Regions from separate parts of the Homo sapiens genome. Here region 2 is linked to region 1. Evidence: chromatin loops called from intact Hi-C (ENCODE). Cell type or tissue: IMR-90. All regions are shown on one strand. Each heading gives the region's core, and the rest is flanking DNA. Links, peaks and the distances in the headings are about the cores only.

The links. Peaks named below come from ENCODE experiments on the same cell type or tissue, not always from the same donor. Only the 100,000 strongest peaks of a DNase experiment are listed, where the experiment ranks them.
Region 2: a loop joins it to region 1, with 4 times the contacts of the local background. A loop is called at or near these places in 1 of 110 quality-filtered maps.

Annotation. Positions count from the first base shown.
Region 1 is chr2:152,754,299-152,771,501 of GRCh38, forward strand. It overlaps ARL6IP6 (ARF like GTPase 6 interacting protein 6), which reads left to right. Exons shown (of 4, transcript NM_152522.7): 4 at 5,449-8,098. The coding sequence ends at 5,542. Among named protein-coding and RNA genes, the nearest start is that of ARL6IP6, 44 kb to the left of the region's middle. In IMR-90, for the core only: no CTCF peak of the experiment used is centred there; a DNase peak (open chromatin) is centred at 8,163; H3K27ac peaks cover 2,015 bases.
Region 2 is chr2:152,819,034-152,836,236 of GRCh38, forward strand. No RefSeq gene overlaps it. Among named protein-coding and RNA genes, the nearest start is that of ARL6IP6, 110 kb to the left of the region's middle. In IMR-90, for the core only: no CTCF peak of the experiment used is centred there; no DNase peak of the experiment used is centred there; H3K27ac peaks cover 862 bases.

The DNA.
Region 1 (17,203 bases), core at 5,315-10,314:
AATGGAATCGTACAGATTTTTTTTTAATGTAGTCTTTTGTGTTTACTCCTTTCACTTAGCATACTGTTTTCAAGGTTCATCCATATTGTGGCATATGTCAGTACTTCATTCCTTTTTAAGGCTGCATGGTTTTCCGTATGGATATACCATTTTTTAAATCCGTTCATCAGTTGATGGACATTTGGGTAGTTCTACTTTTTTACTATTAGGAATAATGTTGCTATGAACACTCAGGTACAAGTTTTTGTGTGACTTGTTTTCAGTTTTCTTGGATATATACCTAGAGTGGAATTGTTGGGTCATATGTTAACTCTGTGTTTAACTTTTTAAGAAACCTCCAAACTGTTTCCTACAGCAGCTGTATCATTTTACATTCCCACCAGCAATGTTCAGGACTTCTGATTTCCCCACATCCTCACCAACACTTGTTTTCTTTTTCTTTTTTTAAATTATAACCATCCAAGTAGTGAGTAAGATGTGCTATATCTCTTGTGGTTTTTGTTTTCCATTTCCGTATAACTAATGACATTGAGCATCATCAGCTTTTCATGTCCTTATTGGCTATTTGTATGTATGTGGGCGGCAAGCCACCCAGGTGCCAAGGCAAGAGACCGAGGGCATGAGCTGTTCCACTATAATAAAATATATAAAATAAGAATAGTTATACTAGATATAGATCATAGATGTGATTATATATGAATATCATTAATCATTAGTTTGTAGCAATTACTCTTTATTCCAATATTATAATAATCCTCTCTCTACAATCATAACCTAGGAAAAACCAGGCCATACAGAGATAGGAGCTGAGGGGACATAGTGAGAAGTAACCAGAAGACAGAATGGGAGTCTTCTGTTATGCCTGGCCAGGGCCACCAGAGGGCTCCTTGGTCTAGCGGTAACGCCAGCATCTGCGAAGACACGCGTTGCCAAGCGGACCATGGTCTAGCGGTAGCGTCAATGCCAAGGGAAAACACCTGCTACTTAGCAGACCGGGAAGGGGAGTTTCCCTTTCCCCGGGGGAGTTTAGGGAAGACTGTACTCCTCCACCTCTTGTGGAGGGCCTGACATCCGTCAGGCCCGCCTGCAGTTATCCGGAGGCCTAACCATGTCCCTGTGATGCTGTGCTTCATTGGCCACGCTCCTGGTCCACCCACTTTCATGTTCCATCCTGTACACCTGGCTCTGCCTTTTAGATAGCAGTAGCAAAATTAGTGAAAGTACTAAAAGTCTCTGATATGCAGAAATAATGACATAAGCCTGTCTCTCTCTCTTCCTCTCTCTCTCTGCCTTGGCTGCCAGGCAGAGAAGGGCCCCCTGTCCAGTGGACACGTGACCCACGTAACCTTACATATCATTGGAGATGAGTCACACTCTTTACCCTGCCCCTTTTGCTTTGTATCCAATAAATAACAGCGCAGCTAGACATTCGGGGCCACTACTGGTCTCCGCGAATTGGTGGTAGTGGTCCCCCGGGCCCAGCTGTCTTTTCTTTTATCTCTTTGTCTTGTGTCTTTATTTCTGCACTCTCTCATCTCCACAAATGGGGAGAAAACCCACCGACCCTGTGGGGCTGGACCCTACATGTGTATATCTTTGGATAATTGTTTATTCAAATCCTTTGCCCTTTTAAAAATTTGACTTTTTGTCTTTTTATTTTTTACTTATAAGAGTTATTTTATATCTTAGTAGACTCTATCAGATATAAGATTTGCAAATATTTACCTCCATTTTATGGGTTTTCACTTAATAATGTCCTTGGAAGCACAAAGGTTTTTAATTAGATGATGTCTAATTTAGGTTTTTTCTTTAGTTTCTTGTGCTTTTGTTGTCATATCTAAGAATCTGTTGCTTAATTCAAGGTCATGAAGATTTATACCTATGTTTCCTTCTAAGAGTTTTATAGTCTTAGTTCTTGTATTTAGGTCTTTGGTCTATTTTGAGTATATTTTGTATATTGTGTAAGGTAGAGGACCAAATTCATTCTTTTGTGTTCAGTGTCCTATAACACAAAAAATACACATTAATTTGAGATGAATTACAGATTTAAATATCAAAAGAAGAAAAGTAAAACCTCATTAAGATACAGAATATCTTCATAACCTTGGAGTAGTCAAAGATTTAATGAAAAAGCCACCAAAAAAGCACTAGCCATTTTTTAAAATATTAACTGGACTTTATTCAAATTAAGAACTTCTGTTCATCAAAAGATCTTATTAAGAGAGTAAAAAAAGACACACCATAATAAACATTATTTACAACACGTATCTTTAACAAAAGATTTGTATCTAGAATACGTAAAGAACTCTATAAACCAATAGAAAAAAATGAGAAAAAGTTTTGAACACAAACATCAAAAAAGAGGCTTTCTGAATGGTCAGTAAGTACATTAATCATCAGAAAAATAAATATTAAAACCACTACAACATACTCTGCAGACCTACTAAAATGGTTAAAATTTATAACACTGATAATACCAAGTGTTCATGGTGATGTGGAACAACTTAAACTCATACGTTGATAGTGGAAGTGTAAATTGGTACAACTATTTTTCATACTTTCTACTAAAGCCTAATGTATATCTACCTTGTAACTCAGCAGTTCTACTCCTAGGATCTATCCAAGAGAAATAAGTGCAGATTCCCACCACCCACCGAAGACGTGTTCATAGTACCTGTATGTATAGGAGCCCCAAACTGGAAACACCCATCAGTAGTAAAATGGGTAAATACATTTTGCTATATACTGCAGTAGAAAAGAACAAACTAATACTACATACAACATGGATGAATCTCACAAAGACAGTACTGAGCAAAAGAAGGCAGACGCAGAAAAATATTTATTGTATGATGCCATGTAGATGTAGTTTCAAGAGCAAGTGAAACTAATCTTGGTGACAGCCCTCAGTATTGCAGTTACCTCAAGATCTGCAGGAGGTAAGTTGAATATTTAAAAGGGATCTTTTTGCAGTGCCAGAAATGTTCTCTATCTTTATGTGGTTGGTGAGTATATGAGAGTCTACCACAGTAAAAATGCATTGAACTGTATATAAATGTTAGACATTTGCATTTTACTGGTATGCTTTAATTAAAAAAGTGAAATGCATGTATAGATATAGATTGGATGAGGTAGACATTGTATTTAATTATCATTTATTGAAGATATTAAACTCATTAATTGAAGATAATATTTTCATTTTACTTGAGTCAATTTTAAATAAGTCCTCTATAGAGTTTTGACAAAGGAGAACCATAATTCCTTCAGTCTTTGTTAACAGACTTTAGAGATCACAAATGAGAGTCACAAGAGAGAAAGCCTGCAGGGATTGTCTGTCTTCCTCCAAAGAGGAAAATCATGGTGAATATTTTGAAAAGCTTTAAATTAAAGCAAGTGATTCTTCAAAGATTTAAGTCCTTTACCTAGCAGTAGTCTGTGACAATTGCTACAGTGTTCCCAGTGGGAATATGGTACATTTGAGATGACAAAGACTAGGAACCACTACTCCCGAGCATTTTTTCATTGCCATTAAAATGCATTGCTTTGCCTGCTTAGTAAGGAAGTCACTGAACATTTGAGCATGTACATCTCAGTAAAATTCAATTCTACCAACATTGTAGTTGTCGGCTTAGTAAACTGAACTTTAAAGGTTTTTCTATTTTTGTGGGATTGTGAGGATCACAAACTACTAAAACAGAACAATTAACTCTGGAAACCTTTTGATGATTAACTTTATTGGGTGAGTACAGTCATCCCCCTTTATCTGTGAAGGACTGGTTCCAGGATTCCACACAGGTATCAACATCTGAGGATACTTGAAGTCTCATTCAAAAATGGCTTAGTATTTGCATATAACCTAAGCATATCCTCTCATATACTTTAAAACATCTCCACATTATTTATAATATTATACCTAATACAATGTAAATGTTATATAAATAGTTGTTTTATTGTTCAGGGATTGACAAGGGAAAAAAGTGTATACATGTTCTGTACGGATGCATTTTTTTTTTCAAAATATATTCTACCTGCTTGGTTCATTTCGCAGATGTGGAACCCACTGATATGGAAGACCGAACTGTATTAATTTAAAAGTTTTTTGGATCGTCACTAAATATTTTATGATGAATGATAATGCTGATTGTTCAACTTTAGGTTTCTGTTCACTAGTCATCAACATATATTTGAGGAATTTCTTTTTTAAAGGGACAAAGCATTATACCTATTTTACGATGTAGATAGGTAATATAGGTAGGTAGATTAACCCTTAATAACACATGAGAAGCATCTTTGACTAGCCCTAGTTGGGTAAAGAAAGGTTGAGTCGAAAGTAAATAATAACTCCCTTGGAACAGAGCAGGGAACCATCAGGAAGCATCAGGGTCTATGTAGCTTCAGATGAATGCAAAGGGCTCTTCTTTGAAGAATGTACCTTCTTCAATCTCTGCCACAGATATTGTGCGACTGGAATCACTATGAGGTGCTCTTCAAGTGTTAGTTCACAGCTAAGTGCTTCTCTGGCTTTGGCTACTCCTTAGGAAAGGAGGAGAGGATATGGGTATTTATGACCGTCTCAGTCCAGGGCCCTTACTGCTTTTGTCTTTTGGCTTTTACTTCTGCTAGTGCACCTTCCTGTGTGTCCTCAATTTGTTTTGCTCCAGAAAGGAGAGTATTCTGTTCTGCCTTCTAGAGAGTCTCAGTTGGATACTACCTTCTTTTCTTTTTAATATGTCTGATTCTTACTAGGATAAGCAAATAGTATTATTGCAATACAGTTAGTGGGAAAAACTGTTGTAAGATTGTTACAAGATAAAGGAAACAAATGTCAGGGAATATTCATGCACATAAGAGTTATTAAACTAGTTGGCACTCCTAGCAATCATAAAAGAGATGTGTCTTTGCTGATTCTTAAGAACTCATTGAAAACCACTTCAATTAAGTAACCTATTAGAATGATAGCTGAAATATCTATGAAAGACATAGGGAGTTCCTTCATATAACCTAAAAGTGGTGCAAACAGAACAAATACTTGAAATAATATGTATTTTAAGTCAAATCAAAGTAAGAACAGACAGCATGGAAACACACCGCTAATTAATGAAAGAACTGTTTGTAAAATAACAAAACTTATACCTTAGAATTAGGTTATGGCTACACACAGTGACAATGAAACACAGTAAAGAAATAATAGGGATGAAACTCAGCATTACTCATCAGTAATGATTTGAAACAACTGTAATTGTTAACCAGTACAGTTTTGACACAGGACTTAATAAGATCTATCCACTATTTATCCTGCAGATGTCCAATATTCTTTAAGTTTTGTATTCATATGTGAACATTTGGGAAATACACTCCAAGGTCATAAGTATTTTCGATGAAAACTTTTGGTGTCTTTGTTATACCACGTTACATTTTTCTTTTTTGATTTGTGTTTTTCTTTTTTTCTAGGAAACTGACTGGACATTCTTTCCACATGGGCTATAGCATGGCGATTTTGAATGGCATCGTAGCTGCTCTTACTGTAGCATGGTGCCTCATGTAAACCCACACTGGAGCGATATTGTTGGCAAAACTTAATCATGATTGTTTTGTAATAACAAGAAGGAGCATCACTGTCTACTCAGAAGACTGAGAAACCTGCTGTTCATTATGTAGTTCAGATATTTATCACAATCATCCTCATTATGGAAGACCTTTTAAAGCATTGTTTTAGAATGTCTGAGTATTAAGATACAGATTAATTGGGAATATCTGAGTATTAAGTACTTTCTTCAGAGTATAAGATGTTTACCTCATCTTTTTACTTTTGTGTGTGTAGTTCTTTCAAGTTGTAGGAAACATTTTAATGGAATTTAAACTCAAAAACTTGAATACAGGACAATGCTTGCCTTTTCATGTATGTACTACATTTTTTGCTAAGAAATACTGATATTTCTGTTTAGTTGAGCTAGAAATACTTCTTATTTATACATTTAGGAAAGCAAATAATGCCTACTACTCCGACTTTTATAGAAGCTACTTTTAAATCAGAATATTTAATTTTTGATATTCATATAATTAATAGAAGTTGCATTTATATTTTTTATGGGGCATAGTTCCTTATGTGTTTTTTTAATGTATTTTCATACTACATACTGAATTTGTATGTTTTTAAAATTGTTACATCTAGACAACTGTAAACATTATTTTTTTAGCTAGTGCAAACCTAGTACCTGCCATTTTTACTAATTTTTGTCTTTAAAAAAAGCAAAAAAGCACATTGACCTAAGTTGAAAATTAAGTAAGTTTATTTTTAACAAAAAATGCCTGAAAAAAGCTAAATTATTTAAGTCATTAAGATATTGAGAAAAAATTTGAAATTTTTACTATTTCTGTTTCCACAATTCCAAATATTTATCTTGGTGTATATATTGTTACTTTAACAGAACTTGCATTATTTTGTTTTTAATAAATATAAACATGAAATTTTTGTATGTGAGAATGATTGAACTAGTTTGTTCTTAATCTCAAAAATTTAGTTACCAAAGTAGAAAAGGTATTTTGATACTAGATATTAAAAACTACATATAGTTAATATAATTTTATAATTTTTGTAATTAAATGTGCTCCTGTAATTGTGATATTTTGTTTTCTAAGTAATTAAGCCTTAATTTTTCCCCTATGTTACTAAAGACTTTTAATGTTTAGAAAGTTACCTCAGTTTTAGAAAGATGGACTACTTACAAAGCTGTTTTCCCTGGCCATAGGAAAACTTACAATAAGAAACCATTAAGTAGTCAAACTGCTTATTCAGGCTAAGTGGGAAATGAATTTGTGCAGTGTGTTCCCTTAATTATCTACTGAATGTTGTTACCGACTAAACAAGGTTTCTAAAAGTCTCGCATTTCTTTTACTATTCAAAACTCTTTGGTTGGAAATGACTAATACTGCTCCAATTTAAATTATCTGAAATGTGTGTGTGTGTGTGTGTATCTAAATATCAATCCCATGGCTTAAGTATTCCTACCAGAGTGGTGGTTGCCATCAGTCTATTTTCACTCCCTGCCTTCCTTCCTGCACGCTTAAACTCTTCACCCTTTGACTCCAAAGAGCCCTTTCATTGCAAAGATGTACACAAGTAACAGAATCAATTTATCTTCTCTCCACCACTCTGTATTCCCACGCACCACCAATGTGAGTAACTCCCTCCAGATTGTTTGTGTCTAATGACTAGGAAAGTTATTAACAGTAGACCCTAGATAGAGATATGTACACCCTAGACAGTCATGTGCCATATAACAACGTTTTGGTCACAACGAACTGTACTTATGATAGTGAATCCCCCCGTAAGATTATACTGCTGCATTTTTTACTTTATTTTTTCTCTGTTTAGATACACAAATATTTACCATTGTGTTACAGTTGCCTGCAATATTCAGTACAGTAACATGCAGTACAGGTTTATAGTCTAGGAGCAATAAGCTATACCATATAGCCTAGGTGTGTAGTAGGCTATACCATCTAGGTTTGTGTAAGTATACTCTGATGTTCACACAATGATGAAATTGCCTAATGACGCTTTTCTCAGAATATATCCTTGTCATTAAGCCAAACATGACTATATATACCTACAAGATATATATTAATATAGATAAATATAGAGAGAGATGTATCCGTAAGATATTTTTGTGGAATCCTAATTCTTCTGGACTGTTACTCCCCTTTTTTGGGAAATGACCCTCCTCTCTCCAGTCTGACACAGGGTCCAAATATAAATCATCTATATGCAGAATGATTAGGCAAGGATAGTCACCTAACTCTGGCTGAGCTAATCCTAATCTCATTTTGCCTGGCTACAATGAGTAGAATAGAGAAATGACTTCAGTGAAGTATGTCTCTTCCCAGGATTTTTCAGCTTGAAATTAAGATGTGACGAAGCTGGGAAAATGCAAGCCCAGGAAATGCTGGCAGCTGTAGTTCAGCCAGGCTCAGTGGGAAAGAATAAGGCTGATAACGGATATTGCTAATGGCGTTACCCTGGTCCCTGAAGCCCAGTGGCAATCCTGCCATTCTTGATACGTGAGTCAATAAATTTCTGTCTTTTGGCCTTTGCAGTTTACATTGGCTTTTGTCATTTGCAACAAAACAAGTCAAAATGAGCTTATCTAGCAGCTGGAATCCATCTCTATTGTGAAACTGACTCAGATGATCTCATCTCCTTATGTGTAGCTTACAGCATTCTATTTAGTTACTTGTGAAAGATAAACGGGGTGTAAGTATTCCTGTGGCTAGTGATTAGTCTCAGGGACTTGAAAAGACATTTTAGAATAAATTAAACTATTATTAATCTTGCTGTTTCATCAAGAAATTATGTCCCCAAATTCAGTTCCACCTTAAGTGTTATCAGAAAGAATATTACTGTAGTTATCAAGATATGATTCTTTAGTTAATACAACGTAATGAGTTTGAACTACAACTGTTACTTAATATCTTAGCATTTCCCGGTTTCCTTACCTGTCGAATGGGAAGAATAATACTTAACAAAATACTTAAACTACAGTGAAAATACTACATGTCAGAATTTGTAGGACCTAGATAAAACACTGTGTAAGGGTAATTTATAACTTCAAATACATTTATCAGGACGAAAGTACTATTGAAAGCTAAAGAGCTAAGAATGCAGATAAAAAGCACAAGCAGCAGAGTAACATCCCCGCCCCCACCACACACACAAGAAAGATTGGAAATAGGAAAGATAAGGATACAATCAATGGAGACTCACACCAAAGAAGTGGGGACAATATCCAATACCAAAAGTCGTTTCCTGGAAAAGATATGATTGACAGACTTCTGGTAAGTCAGATTTAAAAAGAGATTTTCTATATTTGTCTATTTTCCTATTTCTGCCCATGCTCTTGGTTATGTCAGCTGCCAGAAACCATCTGTATTAGGGTTCTGTAGATGGACAGAACTAATAGGATATATGTATACATGAAAGGGAGTTTATTAAGAAGAATTGATTCACACGACCACAAGGTGAAGTCCCACAATAGGCTGTATGCAAGTTGAGCAAGGAAGCCAGTAGTGGCTCAGTCCGAGTCCCAAAACCTCAAAGGAAGGGAAGCCAACAGTGCAGCCTGCAGTCTATGGCCAATGGCCTGAGAACCACTGGTGTAAGTCCAAGAGTCCAAAAGCCGAAGAACTTGGAGTCTGATGTTCGAGGGCAGGAAGCATCCAGCACAGGAGAAAGATGAAGGCCAGAAGACTCACCAAGTCCACTGCTCCCACCACCTGCCTGCTTTATTATTGCCTCTCTGGCAGTTGAGGGGATGGTGCTCACCCACATTGTGGGTGGGTCTGCCTCTCCCGGTCCACTGACTCAAATGTTAATCTACTTTGGCAACACCCTCACAGACAGACCCGGGAACAATACTTTGCATCATTCAATGAAGTGGACACTTAATATTAACTGTCACACCATCTGACTAAGGAAAAGGGAATCAGGACTGGTGGGGAGGAACCTAGAAAGTGCCAGAGAGTCAAGGAAAATGAAGCAAAGGGACTGTCTGATAGTGGGAATAGCCTGGTCAGGATAATGTATATAGATGGATCCTTGCAGAGAGTGCCCAGTTGGCCAAGATTAGACTGTGTGCCTACTCCTTTGGCTTCTCTAGTTGAAGGCAGCATCTGAAATTATTTTGGGATGGTTGAATGGATATCAAGCAACCACAAATACAAATAATCACTGTACACTCTGCTGGTCAGCTTCTCTTTTCACCCTTAAGCTTACAACAGTACTCATATGTAACAATGTAGCCATTGTATACTATATCCAATACCAAAGCCAGGACCTTCAGATTATGTCCCTTCTAGTTTTGCCACATTCTCTTATTGATATTCTACAAATTATACTAGTCATTTTAATACTTATTAAGACATTGCTTTTTTATGTGAACTAGAACAATATTTTTAAGAAGGACAAAAAGATGGGAAACTTGTTAAAATACACTTTATATATGAGAGCAAGAAAATACAGATCAAAGTTACTGTCATTTAAATTAAGCATTTGGTTATGACACCTTCCCTTCTATACACATGTATTCTATTTTATCTTTGCTTTGGCTACTACGTTGGCTAAGTTTCTTCCCTGATAATGGCGACCAAAGCTTTATTTCTGACACATTTCAGCTCTTAGTTCATCTTTTGCCACTGTATGTGGCAGTACGAGAACAAATATATTTTCCTTCTATATTCTTCCTTGCTTATTATGTGGCAGCATTTGTATTATAATGTTAAAACACACCAACTAATATAGTGACCCTCTTTTTTGCATGATTATTCATGGCATACAGAATCTAAAATTACCAGATGGCAGTTTGAACTTCCGGTTCTTCTGAACCAGTTTTCTTTTTGAACTTCCTTAAGTACTAAAACCTTTAAAACAGAGTTCAGACTCAGAAGAACAGAAAGCAAAAACTTTATTATTGGGTCACTGGGTGTAATAGAAACATCCGGCAGTGTCTTGGTTCTTGAACCCATGTAATATGGGCATGGGAGAAACCAGCAAAAATCAGTTCTTGGATAAAAACATACATTGCATCCAGAAAGATGCCATTTTAGTGTTAACTGTCAGCTAGCTTAATAACTAACTCTTGAATAGATTATTTCAGTGTTGAAGGTGCATTATAAGAGAGAAGTCAACAAAATAAGAATTGAGTGTGGCCAAGTGTGGTGGCTCACACCTGTAATCCCAGCACTTTGGGAGGCTGAGGTAGGCAGATCACTTGAGGCCAAGAGTTCAACAGCAGCCTGGGCAACATGGTGAAAGTCTGTCACTACTAAAGATACAAAAACCAGTTGTGGTGGTACATGCCTGTAACCCCAGCTACTAGGAAGGCTGAGACAGAATCACCTGAACCCAGGAGGCAGAGGGCAGTGAGCCGAGATCACACTACTGCACTCCAGACAGATTCTGTCTCAAAAAAAAAAAAAGAAAAAGAAAAAAGAATTGAGCAATTGAGCACGTTGTCTTACCTCCTCAGGGTAGTAAGTTCCTTGACCAGAGCAATGTGGTGGGAATCCATGATAATGTATAAATTATGCAGTAAATAGTAGGGCTGCCAGAGGCAAGGAAAGCAAATCTAAGACCATAATGTATCTACCAGTGGGGACAAAACTGCTAAGTGCTACCTCATCTAATGCAATTAATTGGCTATCAGGTAGCTGGCTCATCCCCCAAGATATGATGCCATAAAGAGAGAGAGGGAGAGAAGTTGGTGGGGTGGGAGTGGGGCAGCAGAGATAGAAAGGCAGCAGCAGCCAGGAAAGCCTCTGAAAGTGTGGGTCCATCTGACTACCCCACCATCCTAGCATTTTATGCTCCCATTAAGCATTGGCTTGACAGAGACTACCATCTACAGTATAGGTTATGCTGTCCACCTGATTATTTAGAGCCTCTTTCGCAATGAAGGCTTTGTTGTGAGCATTCACATAGCTCAGAAATATTCTCAATTCTGGGTCCATTTAAAGAGCTCCATCTATATATCTCTTCCCCACCTTTCTTAAGTTGGCACCAGTCCTTTGTCAAGTCCCTGGCAATCCAGCCAAACTACTAGTTCACTCTCCTTGAATATACATAATCCTTATTTCATACCATACTTCTTCTAGCCAAGGAGACAACAGTATGAACTGCTTGAAATTTATATTGAACTCCCTAGGAAAAATTTCTTTTTCACTGCACATTGCTACCACCTATGAATGGGGGTTTATGCCCCCCACCACCTCATTTTTGGCTGGTAGTAACATATTACACAGAATCATCTATAAATTGGGCTTGAGTTTCAACATCAGTCAATTATCTATACCAAACCCTCGTGAGGCCAGGCTGCGGACTGAATGAAGAGAGGCTGCATGACAGTAGGAAGCAGGATGGGAATCTGATCATACAACTTACTCAGGACTTGAGGAAAATGAAAGGATGCATCTATGTCAGTGGTTCTTAAGCAAGGGCAATTTTGCCTTCCAGGGGCAAAACATAGAAATTTAGCTAATTACTTAGCAATGTTTTGAGATGTTTTTGATTGTTACAATCGGGGGCTGCTACTGGCAACTAGTCAACAGGCCAGATTGCCAAAGATTCTACAGTTCCCAGCAGAGAGGACAGTTCCCCAGGAGAGAGAATAATTCAGTCCAAAATATCAATAGTGCCAAGGTTGAAAAACCCTCATCTATGTTGATGACAAAGTGAATCGGATAATATCTGGTCCAGAATGGAAAGCTGAGGTCATAGGGTTACCTGGAGTTCTAAGATGTGGTGTTCATTCTCGAAAATGCCCCAGTAGAAAGAGCTGTTTCTCTAAAGAGTTATTAGCTAAACAAGACTTCTCTCTGCCAGTACCCTACAGACGTTTGCGTCGCAAGGTCTGCCAAAGTTTTCAACTACTATGGCCTTGTATATTATTAAAGTTCCCCATGTAATGTAGCCTCTAGCCAAAGAATTCTACTCACAAAACCAAAAAACATAACCCATAAAAAATTTTCTTCCCATCTCCATAGGCAGCCTATTTTTGTTCTCAAAGGAAAAATACTTCTGTAAGGTTACACACAGTGCTGTTAATGAATTGAAGCTGAGACTACATTTGGCCATTTAAAGTTCCTTATATTACTAGACAATAGGCAAAATGGCTATTCTGGTACTGATTGCAGTGATTAATAATCCATCTACCAATGGGAAATCCAGTTACTGCAATACAGTGGAAGCCAGAAGGAATATGGACAAAGGTCCGAGCTGCTTCCATGTTAGACTCTCATGTTTAGTTAGAGAAATATTACAACACCTACATTGGCAGAGGCTCAAATCCCTCAGGAATGAAGTTTTGGTTAGCCTACTTGATTAAAAAATCCCTATATTTGTTAGAGTTTTGGCTGAAAGCCAAGGGAACATGGAATAGATATTGAACAGAATAAGTCAAATACTAGACTAGAGCCTTATCAATTTCAAAAATGAAGAGCCATAACCTCTACTCATTTCCTTTGTATGGCATGTGTGTTCCTGCTTTTTTTCTTCATTTCTTCCATTATTTTATGTAGGATTTTAAACATTTGGCTAACTTTATAACTTTATGTAGGGTATAGGTTACAGAATATTGTGATGAAATTACTATAGAACAGGGGGGCAGTGGAGAATTCCTGAGATCCTGGATATGGCACTGAATACAATAGTAACCTATGAGGCTCTTGATTGTCTTCCTGTAAGGAAGGGGTCAAATGAACAACAACTTGTTGTATAGTATGAGGTGGAATAGTTTTTTGGAGGAAGAGTTCTCATGGGAAGTAGTGAGTTTGTGTGTGTGTGTGTGTGTGTGTGTGTGTGTGTGTGTGTGTATTTTAGAAGGGGTCTGACTGTCACCCAGGCTGGAGTGCAGCGGCCTGATCTTGGCTCACTGCAACCTCCACCTCCCAGGTTCAAGCAATACTTTCACCTCAGCCTCCCAAGTAGCTGGGATTACAAGTGTGTGCCACCATGCCTGGCTAATTTTTGTATTTTTAGTAGGGACGGGGTTTCACCATGTTGGCCAGGCTGGTCTCGAACTCCTGACCTCAAGTGATCTGCCCGCCTCAGCTTCCCAAAATGCTAGGATTACAGGCATGAGTCACTGCACCCGGCCTGCAAGTTTGTGTATATTGGTATTAGTCCATTCTCACACTACGATGAAGAAATATCTGAGACTGGGTAATTTATAAAGGAAAGAGGTTTAAGTGACTCATAGTTCTGCAGGGCTGGCAAGGCCTCAGGAAACTTACAATCATGGTGGAAGGGGAAGCGCAAATACATTCTTCATATGGCAGCAGCAAGAAGAAGTGCAGAGCAAAAGTAGGGGAAAGCCCCTTATAAAACCATCAGATCTCATGAAAACTCACTATCACAAGAACAGCATGGGGGAAACCACTCTCATGATTCAATTACCCCTCACTTGGTCCTTCCCATGACACATGGGGATTATGGGAACTACAATTCAAGATGAGATTTAGGTGGGGATAAATATTGGACAGGCAAACAAGTGGAGTCTATTGGATATTTTGTCATTTTTTGACTGCTCAACCCCAAAACTCAGTTATATTTTGCGAGAATTCCTTGTTATATGAGTGTGGGAGACAAGTCTTCAGGATGCATTAGAGAAGGCTAAATATTGGATATTTACTTTCTCCCAACCTGATTGCTAGTGAATATAACCTTGGTGCCACCAATTTTATGCTCCTGCCCAAGTCTTTGAATTGTGAATGAATGACACAGTAACTGACAAAAAGTTGAGAATTCAGTCACAGTTGTACCATTCAGTGGTAGTGACAATGGCTTCTAGCTGTCTTTAGCAGCAGTTGGGCCACTAATTGAATCCTAATCAAACTATTTTAAAGCAAAACCTTAGCTGTAATCTCTGCTACCAGCCTTTCCTTGGTGTCTTGTCATTTTATGATCCTGGTTCTCTGGCCTTTCCTTCAATTCTGTGAGCAACTCCCTAATGTTATAACAAAATTATTTTCTTCTAAAGCTAGCCAAAGTTAGATTTCCATGTTTAAAACCAAGAACCAAACATTCATCGTATCTCAACTCTCCACCACTACCTATCCACAAAGCCCCATTAAAAAAACCTTTGTTCCACCACAATTTCTGCCATCTGGACTCATTTCTTATAATACTAATTTTAAAAAGTATAATATGCTATCTACTCTTATTATTTTATAATGACTCATCTTTTTAAAGTCTTTTAGACTCCTTTTTATGTGCATAATACCTAGGCTGTGAAGGGGGCCAGCCCCTCCACACCTGTGGGTATTTCTTGTCGGGTGGGACGAGAGACTGAGAAAAGAAATAAGACACAGAGACAAAGTACAGAGAAAGAAAAGTGGGCCCAGGGGACCAGCCCTCAGCATACAGAGGACCTGCACCGGCACTGGTCTCTGAGTTACCCCAGTATTTATTAATTACTATTTTCACTATCTCAGCAAGAGGAATGCGGCAGGAGAGCAGGGTGATAGTTGGGGAGAAGGTCAGCAAGAAAACATGTGAGCAAAGGAATCTGTGTCACAAATAAGTTCAAAGGGAGGTAGTACGCCTCAATGTGCATGTAGGCCAGATTTATGTTTCTCTCCGCCCAGACATCTCAGTGGAGTAAAGAATAACAAAGCAACATTGCTGCCAACATGTCTCGCCTCCTGCCACATGGCGGTTTTTCTTCTATCTCAGAATTGAACAAATGTACAATTGGGTTTTATACTGAGACATTCAGTTCACAGGGGCAGGCAGGAGACAGTGGCCTTCCTCTACCTCAACTGCAAGAGGCCTTCCTCTTTTACTAATCCTCCTCAGCACAGACCCTTCACGGGTGTCAGGCTGGGGGACGATCAGGTCTTTCTCATCCCACGAGGCCATATTTCAGACTATCACATGGGGAAAAACCTTGGACAATACCCGGCTTTCCAGGACAGAGGTCCCTGCGGCTTTCCACAGTGCATTGTGCCCCTGGTTTATCGAGACTAGAGAATGGCTATGAGTTTTACCAAGCATATTGCTTGTAAACATTTTGTTAACAAGGCACTTCTTGCACAGCCCTAGATCCCTTAAACCTTGATTCCATACAACACATGTTCCTGAGCTCAAGGCTGGGGCAAAGTTATAGATTAACAGCATCTCAGGGCAAAGCAATTGTTCAGGGTACAGGTCAAAATGGAATTTCTTATGTCTTCCCTTTCTACATAGACACAGTAACAGTCTGATTTCTCTTTTTTTTCCCTACAGCCTGGAGCTTACACACAACAAGCGCTCAGTAATTGTTTTTGTTTGTTTTCAGTTGGGGTCTTGTTCTGTTACCCAGGCTGGAGTGTAGTGGTACGATTAGTGCTTACTGCAGCCTCAACCTGTCAGGCTCAAGTGATCCTCCCACCTCAGCCTCCTGAGTAGCTAGGACTGCAGGCGTGCACCACCATGCCCAGCCAATTTTTAAATTTTGTTTTAGAGACAGGGTTTTGTTATGTTGCCCAGTCTAATCTTGAACTCCTGGGCTCAAACAGTCCTCCTGCCTCCGTCTTCCAAATTATTGGGATTACAGGCATGAGTTACTGCCACTGTGCCTGACCCTCAGTAACTGTTTATGACATTTACTGAACTAGTCTGTGCATAGAATTACAAAGTCATATAAGGAAAAAATGAAAAAATTTTTGGAAGATATGACTTCACTTTCTGAGCATCTTATAATGCACAAATAGACAATAAGAAAACTTACTACAAGCACATAAGCAAGTATTTCCTATGGTAGTACAAATATCTTTATACAATACTAAATTTTTTTCAAAAACACAAAAAAGGGGCCAGGTGCAGTGGCTCACGCCTGTAATTCCAGCACTTTGGGAGGCTGAGGCAGGTAGATCACCTGATGTCAGGAGTTCTAGACCAGCCCTGCCAACATGGTGAAACCCCTGTCTCTACTAAAAATACAAAAATTAGCCAGGCATGGTGGCGCACACTTGTAATCCCAGCTACTTGGGAGCTGAGGCATGAGAATCACCTGAACCTGGGAGGCAGAGGGTGCAGTGAGCCGACTGCACTCCAGCCTGGGTGACAGTGAGAATCAGTCTCAAAAAAAAAAAAAAAAACAAAAAAAAACCCAAAAGGTAAAAGTAATAAGTATGGTTTTAAAAATAAAGTGTATTTCTGGATTTTCTTAAGATCTGACCATTTGCAGTTTCATTGGACTGAGCAGATAAGTGATGTGATTAAGGGACAGATAATGTGATTTATCCATATTTTTATAAATTAATATATCAGAGCAAGCCTCCACAATAAAGTATTTTTAAATACTGAGTCATTAGAATAAAAGCCCAAATTATAAAAAATTACAGGTCGCTTCTCTGTGTAAAGACATATCCAGCAATATGAGAAAGTCCATTAAAAAACAGTGCTTAGAATGATAATTTTATTTATAACCTGAAAAAGTTGTACACAACCAAACATCCAAATTTACAGATGACACTAAACTCTCCTAGGTATTGGAATTTGGAAACATTTTATAAGAATACCTCAGAAAGCCATACAAATGGGCAGGAAAATGACAGATGTTTAAGAGTGGACAAAACTTGGTAACATTATGAGGAAAAAAAGCCCCCAAATTTGTACATCAGGAACCACCAGGGAAAGCATTAAAAACAATTGAAATACATAACTTTGAAC
Region 2 (17,203 bases), core at 5,799-10,798, 65 kb after region 1:
AAGCCTACAGGTTGTAAGACTGTTTTAAGCCTGCGAGTTGTAAGACTGCCTGCCTTCTACAATACTTGCTAGTAGGGGAGGCAAATTTATCATAGTACGCTACATGATTGCAAGGATGAGGGGAAGGAGCTATATAGTCCTTACCTACCTCTAACTTCAGAGGGCTATAGATATCTTCCAAAAAGTTCTGAATTGGCTTAGACTAGTATATGAAACATCATTTTCAGGCCATTCCCTACCATGGAGAAGAAGGGATGCTTGATGTTTGTCCTCTATGATTTGAGGGTATGTTTGAACTTAAAGACAGGTGTCCAGCTGGGTCCTGGAGATTTCTGAAAAAGGGAGGCCAGTGGAGTAACAAATGCTTCCAAAGCCTGAAAAAAAAACATGCTATAGTGTCTCAGAAGTGGGGGCAGAGGACGAATTGCTAAGACATCCATTTTCCAAGGTCTTTGGAGGGTAAGGAAAAGGATTCCACATGAAGGAATCCAAAAATTACAGGAGGTGAAGGAGTTCCAGGCTGTATGCTAGAGAAGGGGTGGACATTTTATCACTAGAAGGTCCAAGAGAGGCCTTATTTTGGACACAGCTGCCATTTCTTTTTTCTTTTTCTTTTTTTTTTTTTAACGATGGAGTCTCACTTTGTCACCCAGGCTGGAGTGCAATGGCACGATCTTGGCTCACTGCAACCTCCGCCTCCTGGGTTCAAGCTATTCTCTTGCCTCAGCTCCTGAGTAGCTGGGATTACAGGCACCTGCCACCATGTCCAGCTAATTGTCTGTATTTTTAGTAGAGATGGGGTTTCACCAAGTTGGTCAGGCTGGTCTTGAACCTGACCTCAAGTGATCCACCAACCTTGGCCTCCCAAAGTGCTGGAATTACAGGCATGAGCCACTGCACCTGGCCCATTCAGCTGTCATTTCAAAAGGGGCCTCCATGGTGGAGGGGGCCAGAGTGAAGTTTTATGCCATTCCAATAAAACCATGTACAATGTTTGTTCGGTAGCAACTATATCATCCAAGGCTATCAAGACTACCTGGCAGAACCAGAGCAGGGTAGGGAACTCCTTCTAATTGTCTTCATATGCTCTGGTTATTATAACAAAATATCATAAACTGGATGGCTTGAAAAGCAGACACTTATTTTCTCACAGTTCTGGAGGCTGACAGTCTGAGATCAGGGTGCCAATGTGGTCAGGGGATGTGTGACCTCTTTCGGCTTTGTAGAGCCTACTCTCTCTCTGTGTGCTCACATAGGCTTCCTTGGTGTGCATATATATATATATACATATATATATATATAGCTCTGGTGCCTCTTCCTCTTCCTGTAGGCACACTAATCCCATCATGGGGCTCTACCCTCATGACCTCATTGAAACCTAATTACTTCCCAAAGGCCCCATCTCCAAATACCATTACAGTGGGAGTTAGGGCTTCAACATATGAATTTTGGAAGGGACAGAAACATTCAGTCCATAACACTAATACTTAAAGGAGTCTCCTCATGACCTCTGCCTTCCCATCTGTCCTCCTGTCCTCATACTCTGGATTACAGGTCCTAGAAGAGGAAAGGGAACATATGTATCAGAGCCTATTTCTTCCCTCCCACTCCAAGCTCTCAGAAACAGAAACAAATGTTCCACCAAAGATTTTACAGGCCGGCCAGTGGTTTCATGACATATCAAAAGAAGAAAGTTTTTTTTTTCTTTGAACTCTTCCCTCATTTGTCCTAGAAAACTCTCCCTTTATGTGTGGTTTAAACTAAAAGCTTCAATTAAACTACTACCACCCATTGGGGGAAATCTGTGGCCATGCTCTTTTGATTGTTACCATAGAGGGAGGGTACTGCTGGTTATCATGAGCTGGAGCCAGAGAAGCTAATGTCCTGCAATGTGCAGCAAAGTCCCACATAGCAAGAATTGTGCCACGTTCTCCATGTTTCTTGAATATCCTGCTGGATATTCATGTAAGTGAGAAATTCTGTTTGTAATTATTCTGGGCCTAAAACATACTTACTTATGTGTCTCTGTGTGTTTGGCATGGTTTTAATATACTAGATTTTCCAGGAATTCAGCTGCTATGCAAATTAAGAAGGTGGTGGCTTATTTTGTCTGAAAATTTTCTGAGAATGTTTGTTATATCAGAAAATGGTATCAGAAGTGGCCATACCACTTAATGGTATTTGAGGGGCCAATGAAACCTACCAACATCCATCTGCATTTGTAGCTATTACAATCATGGTGACTCCATTGTAGATATAAGTGTCTGACTACCTCATTATGGGCCATATGGCTGAGCAGTTATACATTCAAATGCCTATTATATGATTGTACATAGCTTTTCTTTTAGTTCTCCTCTATATTTAGGGTTGACAAGGTTCGCAAATAACAAGACAGGAAATCCAGTTAAATTTGCATTTCAGGGCCGGGTGTGATGGCTCACACCTGTAATCCCAGCACTTTGGGAGGCCAAGGTGGGAGGATCACTTGAGGTCAGGAGTTCATGGTTCGTGACCAGCCTGACTAACACGGTGAAACCCCGTCTCTACTAAAAATACAAAAATTAGCTGGGTGTGGTGGCATGCACCTGTAATCCCAGCTACTTGGGAGGCTGAGGCAGGAGAATTGCTTGAACCCGGGAGGCTGACGTTGCAGTGAGCCAAGATCATACCACTGCACTCCAGGCTGGGTGACAGAGCAAGACTGTGTCTCAAAAAAAAAAAAAAAAAAAAAATCAATAAATTTTTAGTGTAAATATGTCCTAAACAATGTCCTTCTATTTTATCTGGCAATTCTATTTATAGTACATTTAGGGAATTTTATTGAATTGTTTGAAATATGTGGGGATAGAAAATATCCAATAATTTAATTTCTTGATGTTAAAGGAGTATTAGTTAATAATTATCCTAAGAAGAAGTTGATGGGGCTAGATAGAATTTAAAACCACTGGTTTAGTGGAAAACAGACGTAGCAAAGGAGGAACTACCTACTGCCTACAAGCATGCTCCTTGGACAGAGGGTCTCACACTTCCCACTCTCATTCCTACTCACACAAATGGTTAAACAAATATTCTCCCAATTAAAAAAAATCTTCTTTGGGAAGAATTACACTGCTAACGAAGAGAATTTCTTTATTTTGTTACAAGTAAATCCAGATTTAATCAAAGTACAGGTTCCCTGGAGACAAAGGGGTGTCTTAGTACATTTGGGTTGCTGTAACAAAGTACTGTAAACCGACTGGTTAAAAGCAACAGAAGTTTATTTCTCATCATTCTTGACCTCACAACTCTGGACACTGGAGAGACCAAGATCAGGGCTCTGGCAGATTTCGTGCCTGGTAAGGGCCTGTTTTTTTCCGGTTCATAGATGGTGTCTTCTTGCTGCGTCCTCACATGGTGGAAGGGATGAGATTAATTTCTGCAACTTTAATATTTGATTAAAAAATTGCTACCAAAAGGAGTAAATAATATTTTAAGGTAATACTCCCTACTGAGAACAATCAGACATTGAATTATGGCTTTTTGATTAGAGTCAGGGAAAATCTGATGAACACAAGTATCAGAATGCCTCCAGCTAAACTTTACAAGGTTCAGGAAGAATCACTCAGTAATTTACAAAGGGCAGAGATATTTTATGGTTCAGAAAACTGCAAAATAAATTACAAATAAAAATCAAATAAAAGTCATTCAGAGAAGGAAAGGCTTACGTGGTTTATTCCAATGTAATTGTAGTTACTAGAGCCAGGAAGCACTATAGTCAAAACACATAATTCCCCTGCTTAGGGACCTTCCATTGAACTCCGAGTAAAGTTCAAAATTGTCTACAGAGCCTTGCAAGACCTACTTCCTGCTTCTTTCTTCAGCCTTATCTCATATGTCTGCTCCAGCCCCACTAGACTCTGTTCTCCGGTATTTTTCCTTAGGCTCCTGCCTTAAGGTCTTTGAACGTGCTGTTCCCTCTGTCTGAGACCTCCAGACCTTCAGCCTTTGCCTGCTAACCGGTTGCTTAGATCTCAGTCTTAATGTCTTTCTCAGGGAAGACTTCCTACCTCCCCAGACTAGGTTTCAGGGCCCTCGTCATATGCTTTCACAACACCCTGTTTAGCCTATTTGAAATTATTTGATTTAATGGATGTAATTATTTATATGAATTGGCTTAGATCAATGTGCAACACTTGTCATTTTCAACCTCCTTCATACTATGGAGAAGAGAGGGATTCTTGACATTGGTCTCCTTTGATTTGAGGATATGTTTAAACTCCAAACCCTTGAATATCTGTCTTGCCCGTTAGACTACAGTCTTTGCTAGGTCTTGGATCCTATCTATCTTCTTTTCCATTGTCTGTTGACTGACAAAATAGGTGCTTAATATATGATTTTCAACAAATGTAATGATGTTGATAACAATGTCATCTTTAGGATTAGATAATGATACACATTCCTTATATACTTTAGAAATGTAAGTATCATGTTTCTCTAGTTTGCTTGGCATTATACTGGCAATCTCAGATATATATGGTTATATTAGGCATATATTCATTTACTTAATACATGTTAATTGAGTTCTTATGTGCAGGGCACAATGCTAGGCACTGGGGATAGTGAACAAGAACAATGAACAAGTCAGGCATGATCCCTGCTCTACAGGAAATTGGAGCAGAAAGTAAAAATAAATTTACACCTTTTGTTATTGAATTGTAATGCTGATGAGAACAGTGAGGTAAGGATTAAGGTGCTAAGTGACTGTGACCCTCTTACTTGTTTGCTTTCAGAAAACTGCAGTCTGATGTATGCTACCTGTGCCAGTTAGATGAATTTAAAGATTATAGCTTCTGGTTTTAACTAAGCAAATCACCACAAAATTGGTATGAATAAAGGGTTAGCAAACTCTTTCTCCTTCTGCATAAAAACTTGACTTTTTGTTAGCTTTCAAGCTCTTTCTTCAGAGTGCCTAGAAAGGTAATGTGTCAAATATGTTGCTAGGCAACATTGCTTACTGTGAAAATGACTGAGTAAAAGGCTACAACTGGACTCAAAGAACTATACGTTCTTAGCTTTTGGTTGAGTGTGGTAACTCTTAGAGCTGAGTATGTCTCCGTGGGAACCTGGAAGCTATGCCTACAGAGTTGTTATATGAGATGTTGGCTACCAGGGCAGATTCTGAAATAAGCCACTGTGGAGGATGTCATATTCTTGAACCTGAGCTATCACACAGGGAGGACAGAGGCCATCCCCGCAACTGAAGCAAGGACTCCAGGAGAGCAAAGCCTAGCTCTGTCCTCTGGCAGGCTGTGACTCCTAGCCTATGTCTATCTGAATAAATCTGAAGCCAAGTGTGGCCTGAGATAGTCCAAGAGTCTGAATATTTCATAGAACCTTAAGATCCTCTGGTAGGCATCATAATGGCTTCCAAAAGATTCCTGCAAAAAACTTGCCAGTTAGAAATAATACTAATAATACAAACACAAGGAGACAAGAAGAAAATGTCAGAGTCAACACCTCTTTGACTCCTAGTACAGGCTCTTCATCGGGCACATTGCAAGGTAAAAACAGTGACAATCTAATCAGATCTAATAAGCAGTCGGCCAAAAAGATTACAATGATCAAGAAGGGTCTTTGAAATATGACTTTATATCCACTATCATTAAAAATACATGTTTTTGGCTAGGCATAGTGGTTCACGCCTGTAATCCCAGCACTTTGGGAGGCCGAGGTGGGCAGATCACAAGGTCAGGAGATCGAGACCATCCTGGCTAACATGGTGAAACCTTGTCTCTACTAAAAATACAAAAGAATTAGCTGGGTGTGGTGGCAGGCGCCTGTAGTCCCAGCTACTCAGGAGGCTGAGGTAGGAGAATGGCATGAGCCCGGGAGGCGGAGCTTGCAGTGAGCCGAGATCATGCCACTCCATTCCAGCTTGGGCAACAGAGCAAGACTCCGTCTCAAAAAAAAAAAAAAAAAAAGTAATAATAATGCATGTTTTCAGATACATAGCTACATATTAAATGTACGGTGCCTTGAACTATTTTGAGATGTAAAGTGCGTGTAGTATGCCATGAGAGTGTAACTAGAGGCGTGATGAAGTCATCTTAACGAGCTTAGCAGACATTTAAGAACTAAGCTTCTGGAATTTCATTAAGAATAATATTTTCACTGACAGAGTTTGATTCCATTTAGAAACAAAAAAATTTTAACAAGTTTATTTTTGTTTTATATTTTAAGAATTTCCATTTTTGTATGTTTTCTAAATCTGTAGTACATAGTATAGTAAAAATGGCTTATATTAGGTTGGTGCAAAAGTAACTGTGGTTTTGCCATTACTTTTAATGGGAAACTGGAAGCTATGCCTACATTACTTTCAATGGCAAACTGCAATTACTTTTTCACCATCCTAATATTTTATAAATATAGGCTGCATAATTAGGCTGTTCTTGCATTGCTGTAAAGAAATACCTGAGACTGGGTAAATCATAAAGAGAGGACATTTAACTGGCTCATGGTTCTGCATGCTGTACAGGAAGTATCTGCTCAGCTTCTAGGGAGGCCTCAGAAAGCTTCCAATCATGGTGGAAGGTGAAGGGGAAGCAGGCATCTCACATGGCGGAAGCAGGAGGAGAGAGGGTGGGGGTGGGGGGAAGTGCTACGCATTTTTAAGTGACCAGATCTCATGAGAAATCACTCTCACAAGGACAGTACCAAGGGGAATGGTGCTAAACCATACATGAGAAATCTGCCCCTATGATCCAATCACCTTCCACCAGGCTGCACCTCCAACACTGGGGATTACAATTCAGCATGAGATTTAGAGGGGACACATGTCCAAACTATATCAAATAGATATTCATATCCTATAGATACGTATGTGCTGAATTTTTTTCTACTATGAAGATGGACAAAAATACTTGAAGACTTTTAAGTAATGATTCACAACTCTGGCTAATATCAAAGTCACTTGTGGAATTTAAAAAACTCTCATTAATTCTTGAGCTCCTTGCCAGACACGCAGTGTTAGAATGTCTGGGAGTAAAGCCTAGAAATTCATAGTCTTAAAAGTGCTGCAGCTAATTGTGATGTAGAGCCAGGACTCGGATGCAATCTCTAGAGACAAGGGTTAAGAATTTCTCAATAGTTACTTAATTCCCAGAGTTCCCAGATCACCTGCAACAGGATTACCAGGGCAAACAGCTCCTGGATTTTAAAATACAGATTGCCAGGCCCAGCACCAGATTCACTGAATCAGAATCTTTTACTTAAGAGTTTCCAAGAGAAAAAAAATGATTCGGAATTTTAGGACTACGTAGGTACTCTAGGTTTGGTATTGTGCTAAGACTTTTGCACTAATTATTTTGTTTTAAACTCTCGACTACCTTTAATGTGGACTGATTTCCCATTTTGTACATGAAAATACTAAGGGTCTGAGAGGATAAGATAAGGATTCATTCAGGATAAGGGTGACACAGGTTCAGGTAAGTATGGGGGATCTGAATTTTTAACAGGCTCCAAAGGCAAGTCTGATACACACCGGAATTTGAGAAGCATTAGAATTTGAGAGGCTTGCCTCCTTACTGGTCACCTTCACATTACGAAATTACAAAGTAGCCACTGGGAGCTATCACGCCAAAGAAAAATACCTTCCCACCCTTAAACATGCACAGCAATTATAGGAGTTTATCAGCATGAAGTAAATTCATATTAAAGAGTCTCTAGTTAGCATTTATGTTATTTTGATCATTCTGTTATTGCAAAGTAGTAGTGATTCACTGGAAAGGCTCAGAACAATAGCTGCCCTCTGTTATTTCACATTATTCATACAAGCAGAATACACATAAGTAAAATGTAATTTTTAAAATGAGTATAATCAAGGTTGACAGAAGCTAATTAAGTAGGATATATGCAGAAAGGTTCTTAATTAGCCTTTAAAAATTATCACTTACCTTGTGACTTCAACTCTTAAGAAAAAAGCCAAAAGAAATGGCAAGACACATGTGTGTTGACAAAGGCCGTGACTCAGACCATCTGGGCACAAAGGCAGTTGTTACAAACACAGGAAAATGGCTAAGGCTGAATGACTTTGACCTTGTGTTGCAGAATTGTTGTCTAACTAAATGGAAGAGAAACTTAATATGATAACATCCCCTGCTGGAATTAAATTCATGTCATCATGTTGGGAAATAATCAGTTTGAAGAAAGAAAATGAAGTAGGTGATTTCTGACAATATGTCCCAAGAACTGTATGCATGCCACAAAGTGTGTATGTTTAGCTATAGAGATGTATTTGTCTACATGTACCAAATTCAGGCTATATTGCTGTTGTTAGCGTATTTTGTCTTTCTCCACAAGTAAAGGCAGCAAACCCGTGGTTTATTGGATGGCACAGGACAGCAGACAAATTTTGTTTGACCTTACAGCATTGGCGAATATAATGTTTTAATAATTTTGACTTCTCTGTCAACATTTAAACATGGAAAGATTCCACATTAAATTCCAGATTTCTGCTTCACCTCTCTCATTAGAAGATATAGTAGTATTGGGTCTATATTCTTAAATGGCATTCTGTACTATCTCTTATTCTCAAGCGATTTTAACTCATTTACCTGCATTTAATTTGTGACACCTACCCTAGAAGGATAAAATGAAGGAGTGGGGTGTGGGAGGGCTGACTTTATCAGGTGCTTATTCTGTGCTGAAACTTTTATACTCCTGATTTATTTAAAACTGTCAGGGCTGGGTGTGGTGGCTTATGGCTGTAATTCCAGCATTTTGGGAGACGAGGTGGGTAGATCACAAAGTCAGGAGTTCAAGACCAGCCTGGCCAACGTGGTGAAGCCTTGTCTCTACTAAAAATACAAAAATTAGCCAGGTGTGGTGGCAGGTGCCTGTAATCCCAGCTACTTGGGAGGCTGAGGCAGGAGAGTTGCTTGAACCGGAGAGGTGGAGGTTGCAGTGAGCCAAGATCGTGCCATTGCACTCCAGCCTGGGCGACAAGAGTGAGACTTCGTCTCAAAAAAAAACAACAAAAAAAACAAAAACAAACAAAAAAAGCTCTCAAAACTGTCAAAGCACATTTACTAGATGGAAATGCTGACGTTCAGAGAGGATGAGTAACCCCAGCAAGGTCACACAGCTCATGGCAGAGGAAGGAGCAAGTCAAGGTCTACTTTGGCCTTTTCTGCTATTCTATGATCATAACAAGATAAAAATTGTGCCCTTGGACTCTTGTACTCATGTATTTGCCTTTCTATACTGACTGTTTTTGGTAGTCAGCTTTATTTTCAGGTATCTGTCTGCTATATCAGGTCTATGAATGTCAGAGGAAACAAAAATAAATGTTTATTAGCAGCTGTTGTATGAAAGGAAATGAATTAGATACGTGCTTTAGACATGGTCTCAGTTTATGCTGGAATAGAAGCATTAAGATAAATATACAAATAACTACAATCTAAATGCAGTATGTGGATGTACGATGAGCATGGTGGAAAGAAAGTACTATAGGAGATACAAGAAAGAAGAGATCTGTTACAATGTGTGGCTCCTACGTGGTCATCAGCTTTTACCTTTATGTTTTTTCTTCCCATATTTTCAGGTCATATATATATAATATGTGGTAAATATATTAATATGTAGTAAATGCTATGTGTTAGCATTATAATAGTTCATTAGATTTTAAAAACTGAACATCAAATACCTAAATTAGTATTTTAAATGACTCTAATGATGTAAACTTTCAAATAGCTTTATTGAGGTAAATTTAACATAATAAAATGTATCACTTTAAAACATACACCTATTTGCATTTAAGATTATATATATTATATATGTATGTAAAGTCAGCCAAAATATACGTATATATTTCCAAATGTGTTTGTGTGTGTATAGACATAGAGATACATTTGTTTATACATACTTAAATACAGGGAATGGGCCCAAACAGTGATCTGAAACTCATCTCAAAATTATCCAAGACAGTAGAACCAAGTACAGTGGCGCACAACTGTAGTGCCAGCTATACAGGAAGACTGCTTGAACCCAGGAGTTCAAGGCCAGCCTAGGCAATACAATGAGAGCTTGTCACTGTTTTTAAAAAAAGTTAAAATTATACAGGTCAGAATCCAGATCCTTGCTTTTAATAGATGTTAAATGCTGGTGTGACAATCACTGGATAGGAAATGTACAGTAGAGGTTAAGGGCTTAGATTTTGGACCACATTATCTGGGTATAAATCTCAGCTATGCTGTTTATCAGCTGTATAACCTTGGGCAAATTACTTAATCTTTGTGTGTCTCAGTTTGCTCATCTCTAAAATGGGGTAAGAAGAGTGTACCTGCCTTCTATGGTTATTAAGAGAATTACTGAGTTAACATACATAAAGTACTTAGAATAATGCCTTCCTCATGAGTTCCATATTAGAATTAGTGATTGTTATTATTAAAACACTTAATCACTATGCTTGATACTTTCAATATTCAAATAAAAAAAGTTTAGTGACCTTCCTTTTTTGGTCGCCTTTACATTTAGTAACATAAATAATGCAAAGTCACTGTTCTTGAGTCAGTGCATAGCTTCCTCACATTGCTGAGCTTGATGTAAGGCTGGCTTATGTCATGGTCAGCACCACTGGGAAGATTCTAAGAAAGTGGAAGAAGGAAAGGATGGGATTTTAAGTGGCATTAGAAGTTTGTGACACATGAACCTAATGGAAACCCATGCTGCCTGCCAGTCCTTCAATTACTCAGAGATCTGAAGTACTGCACCTTCAGGGGAAGACCCCACATATGTCTCACTGCTTGGAACAGAAAGTTACTTCCTCCCCAACTCCTTATTTAGGGTGTGTGCCAAATTTTTTATGTAAAGGAAGAATCAGGGACACAATTAAAGTCTTTCAATTCTTTGTAGATAATTATTTTCCATTTCATTTTATGGGAAAATATAGGCTTTGCACTAAGAAAACAATAGTTTGGACATTGTGAACCTTTATTAATATGTAGTAAATGCTATACTTTAGCATAATAGTTCACTAGGTTTTAAAAATTAAACATCAGATATCTAACATTTTAAATGACTTTAATGATGTACATTTTCAGATAATTTTATTCGGGTAAATTTAACATAAAATGAATCACTTTAAAATGTACACATATTGAATTTAAGATATATAAAATTTTCATCCTCTGCAAAAGTTTACTTACACCATGTTCTAGTTAATTGCCATTATGACTCTACTCCTGGCCCCAGGCAATAACTCATCTGTTTTCTGAAATTATAGATGACTTTTGTTTTTTTTTTTAGAATTTCATATACATGGAATAATACAATATCCTTTGGTAAGCATTGTTTCATGTACTTATTGGTCATTTATATATCTTATTTTGTGTAGTGTTTGTTAAAATCTTTTGCCCATTTTTTACAGTTGATTGCCTTCTTATGGAGTTGTAAGAGTTCTATAAATATTCTGGATACAAGGCCTTTGTCAAAGATATGTATTGTGAATATTTTCTCCCAGTTTGTGGTTTATCTTTTTGTTTGATTTAATGGTATGTTTTGATGAGCAGAGCTTTTAAATTTTGATAGAGTCAGCTTGAAGCTGTTTTTACCTTTTATAATCTTGTTTCTGAAGTTACATAGCGTCACTCCTGTTGTCCTGTAGTGGTAGAAACAGTTGCAAAACCCTGCTGAGTTTCAAGGGTATGAGATACAGACTTCATGTCTTAATGGGGCAGAGGAAGGCTCTGAAACAGCATTTGGTATGCGAATTATTGTTGAAACAATTTTGAAAAATACAGTCTGCCAACATCTTTCCCAAAATGTGTCCATTTCATCTAATAGATTTATTGGCATTAAATTTTTTGTGACAGCCTCTTAGTACTTTAAAAATGTTAGTAGGATCTGTAATAATATCCCTTCTTTCATTCTTAGTTATGGTTATTTGTGTCTTCTCTTTTTTCTTTATTAGACTAGTTAGAGGTTTATAAATTTATTGATTTTTTTCCCCTAAAAAACCAGGTTAAGATTTCACTGATTTTCTCTATTTTTTCACTTTTTACTTTTATTGCTTTCCACTCTTATCTTTGTGATTTCCTTTATTCTCCTTACTCTGGATTTAATATGTTCTTTTTATTTATTATTCTTCTTACTCTTACGTTGCTTATTAAGAAAGAAGCTTAGATCATTGGTTTAGATTCTTATTATTTTAAATATGAGCACTTAAAATGATAAATATTAATCTAAGCAATGTTATAGATGCATCTCATAAATTTTGATGTGTCATACATGTTGATATTACTATCACTCTATTAAAATATCTTCTAATTTTCCTGTTGAATTCTTCTTTGACCCAAGAGTTATTTAGAGGTCTTTTGTTCAGTTACCAAATAACTGGAGATTTTTCTACTTTTTGCTATTGATTTTATTATTGAGGTAAGATTCATGTAACATGAAACTAACCATTTTAAAATGTAAAATTCACTGGCATCTGAAGTCCATGCAGAATTTTGTGCAACTATTACCTCTATTTAGTTCCAAAATATTTTCCTCACCCTGAAAGGAATGCCTGTACTCTTTAAGCAAGCACTCTACATTCTCTCTTCTAACAGCCACTAATATTTTTCTGTTTGTATGGATTTGTCTATTCTGGATATTTCATATGAAAATTGGGTACTAAAATGTGTAACATTTTATGTCTGGCTTCTTTTATTTAGCACAATGTTTTTTGAGGCTTATATATGTTGTAGAATGTATCAGTACATCATTTCTTCTTATGAATGAATCATATTCTATTGTATGAATATACTATATTTTGTTTACTCATTCATCTGTTGATGGACAATTTGTGTTATTTCCAACTTTTGGCTATTGTAAATAAGGCTGCTATGAACATATGTGTACAAGTTTTTGTTTGAAGACCTGTTTTCAATTTGGGCATGTACCTAGGAGTGGAATTGCTGGGTCATATGGTAATTCAATGATTAACTTTGTTAAGAACCACCAAACGGTTTTCCATAATGGCTACACTGTTTTTTTATATTTCCACCAGCAATGTATGAGGGTTCCAATTTCTTCACATCCTTGCTAATCTTTATTTTCTATTTTTAAATAATTATAGCCATCCCAGTGGATTTGAGTGAGTGAGTGGCATCTCACTGTGTTTTGATTTGCATTTTCCCTATTAACTAAAGATGTTGAGCGTCTTTTCATGTGCTGGTTGGCCATTTGTATATCTTCTTAGGAAAAATGTCTATTTGTATTCTTTGCCTATTTAAAAAATGTTTTTGGTCTCTTCGGGTTGAGTTGTAAGAGTCCTTTATGTATTTTGGATACTAGAACCTTGTGAGAGATATGATTTGTAATTGTTTTCTCCCTCTCTGTGGGTTGTCTTTTCACTCTCTTGATAGTATCCCTGGATGCACAAATGTTTTTTAATTTTGTCAAAGTTCAGTGATTTGTTTTCTTTTTTGACCTTTTGGTGACTTATCTAAGAATCCGTTGCCAAATCCACAATCACAAAGATTTACCATATATTTTCTTCTTGTTGAAGAGGCTGTTTTTCCCTATTGTATGGTCTTGACACTGCTGTTGAAAATCTGTTGACAAGGGTATGGGTGTATTTCTAGACCCTTAATTCTATCCTGTTGGTCTATATATCTATCTTTGTACCAGCATCATACTGTTTTGATTATTACTGTAGCTCTGTAATAAGTTTTGAAATACAGAAGTGTGACTTCTCCAAATTTATTATTCTTTTTCAAAATTGTTTTGGCTATTACGAGTCACTTGAAATTCCATATGAATTTTAGGATCTGCTTTTCCATTTCTGCAAAAAGGCCATTAGGATTTCGATAGAGATTACACTGAATTTGTAGATTGCTTTGAGGAGTATTACCATCTTAACAATATTAGGCCTTCCAATACATGAACATGAATGTCTTTCTATTTATTTATTTAGAGATGGAGTCTCGCTCTGTCACCCAGGCTGGAGCGTGGTGTCATGATCTTGGCTCATTGCAGCCTCTGCCTCCCAGGTTCAGGCCGCAATTCTTGTGTCTCAGCCACCCGAGTAGCTGGGACTACAGGCGTGCACCACCACATCGGCTAAATTTTGTATTTTTAGTAGAGATGAGTTTCCACCATGTTGGCCAGGCTGGTCTTGAACTCCTTGGCCTCCCAAAGTGCTGGGATTACAGGTGTGAGCCACTGTGCCCGGCCATGTCTTTCTATTTATTTAGATCTTCTTTAATTACTATATTCTGCAACTTTGATAAATCTGTTTATTAACTCTGATAGGTTTTTTGTAGGGTCTTTAAGATTTTCTACGTATCAGATGTCTTATTCTGTTTGGGTTGCTATAACAAAATACTGTAAGGTAGGTAGCTTATAAACAACAAAAACACAGTTCTGGAAACTTGGACGTCTGAGATCAAGGCACCAGCAGATTTGATGTCTGGTGAAAATCTGCTTTTTGGTTCACAAACAGCACCTTCTTGTCTTTTCTTCTTGCATGGTGGAAGGGATGAAAAGAACTCTGGGGTCTCTTTTATGGTTCACGAGGGCATCATCCTTACGAACAAATTACCTTCCAATGGCCCCACCTTCTAATACCATTACCTTGGGGTTAGAATTTCAACATGAATTTTGGGAGAACACAAACCTTCAGACCATAGCGTAGAGATAATCTTATTTATTCATTTCCAATTTGGATGGTTTTTATTTATTTATTTATTTGGCTAATTTCTCTGGGTAGGACTTTTAGTAGAATATTGAACAGAATTGACAAAAGTGGGAATCCTTCACTAGTTCGTAATCTTAGGAGAAATTTAGTCTTCCATCATTGGGTATAATGTCAGCTGTGAGTTTTTCATACATGCTCTTGATTATGTTGAGAAAATTCCCTTCTATTCCTAGTTTGTTGGGTGTTTTATGTACCATTGTTTTTAGATTTATTTATTTATTTTTGAGACAGAGTCTTGCTCTGTCTTCCAGGCTGAAGTGCAGTGGTACAGTCTCAACTCACTGCAGCCTCAACCTCCTGGGCTCAAGCAATCCTCCAACCTCAGCCTCCTGGGTAGCTGGGACTACAGGCGCGCACCACCGTGCCTGGCTAATTTTTGTATTTTTTGTAGAAACAGGTTTTTGTCATGTTGCCCAGCTGGTCTCAAACTCCTGAGCTCGAGTGATCTGTTCTCCTTGGCCTCCCAAAGTGCTGGGATTACAGGCGTGAGCCACCTCACCCAGTCTGTTTTTACATTTAATTCTGCTATGGTTAGAAAACATACTTTTATTATATCAATCTTTTAAAACTTATTGGGATTTGTATAATGGCCTATATATAGCCATTTGGATGAATGGTGAATTCTGGAAAAAAAAAAAAGAAGTCTTTTTTCCAGTTGTTGAATGTAGTGTTCCATGACTGTCAATTAAGTTAGGCTGATTGATAGTCTTGCTCAAGCTTTCTGTATTCTTGGCTGATTTTCTGCCTACTTGTTTTATCACTTATGGGAGAGGAGTGTTGAGATTTTTCAGCTATAATTATAGATTAGTTTGCTCTTCCTTTCAGTTATGTGAGTTTTGCTCCACGTGTTTTGAAGTTCTGTAATTATGTGCAAAGAAATTTAGGATTATTATGTCTTTTTGACAAATTAACCCTTTTATCATTATGAAACAGCCCTCTTTATTTCTGGTAACATTTTGTGTTTGGAGCCTAATTTTCTAACGTTCATATGATCACTTTAATTCTCTTATGATTAGGAGAAAATGGTATCTGTTTTATGGTCTTTTTATGTTGAACCTATGTCTTTATATTAAAGTAAGTTTATTATAGATAATGTATAATTGGATACTGCTTTACAAAATCCTGCCTGACAATCTGTCTTTTAAGGCAGTGTTTAGCCATTTGCATATATTATACTTATCAATGTAGCTAGGTTTAAACCTGTAATCTTGATACTTTTTTATATTTGCCCTATTTATAGCTAATGTATTAGCTATATTTCTTCTATTGTTTTAAGTGGCAATTAAGATGTATAGTATCCACTTCACCTTGTCACATTTCACCTTCGAATAATATTATGCCACTTAATATATAATGTAAGAATCTTACAAAGGTATAATTCAATTTTCCCTCTCCCATCCTTTCCATTATTGTTTCTTTACATTTTTCTTCCATGTGTTATACATTCGCAAATACCTTGTTATTATTATTGCTACTAAAGTTAATAAATAACCTTTTTAAAAGTGAAAAACTGGGCTGGGGACTGTGGCTCACGCCTGTAATCCTAATACTTTGGGAGGCTGAGGTGGGAGGATCACTTGAGGTCAGGAGTTTCAGACCAGCCTGGCCAACATGGCAAAACCCGTTCTTTACTAAAAATACAAAAATTAGCTGGGCATGGTGGTGCTGGCCTATAATTCCAGCTACTCAGGGGGCTGAGGCATGAGAATCACTTGGGCTTGGGAGGCAGAGGTTGCAGTGAGCCAAGATTGCACCACTGCACTCCAGCCTGGGTGACAGAGGAAGAATCTGTCTCAAAATAAGTAAATAAATAAAAATGAAAAATAAAAGTGAAAAACTGAGAAAACTAAATTTTATATTTATTTATTAATCATTTCCAGCACTCTTTATTGCTCTTTGTACGTCTGTGTTGCCATAGGATATTGTTTTCCTACTACCTGCATACTTCCTATAGTGCAGGTGCTGAGTGAATTTTTTTTCAACATGAAAATAAAATGTCTTTATTTAATGTCCTTTTAAAAAAACTTTTAGAGACAGGGTCTCACTCTGTTGCCCATGTGGGAGCGCACATATTTTCTGGTGAAAAATCTGCTGTCACTCTTATCTTTGTTTCTGTATGTTGTATGCCTATTTTCCTCCCCAGCTACTTTTAATGATCTCTTTTCATCCTTGATTCAGTAATGTAATGATCATGTGCCTTGATGTGGTTTACTGTGTTGTTGCTTATAGTTCATTGAGCTTCTCGGATCTGGGGATTTATAGTTGTCATCAAGATTGGAAAATTTTTGCTTCTTATATCATTAAATATTTCTTTTACTCCTCTCTTTTGCTTCCCCCATTCTGGGATTTTAATTAAATCCCTGTTAGACCCTTTGATTTTGTCACACAGGTAGCAGAGGTTGTGTTCATTTTTTTTTTTTTTTGAGATGGAGTTTTGCTCCTGTTGCCCAGGCTGGAGTGCAATGGCGTGATCTCGGCTCACTG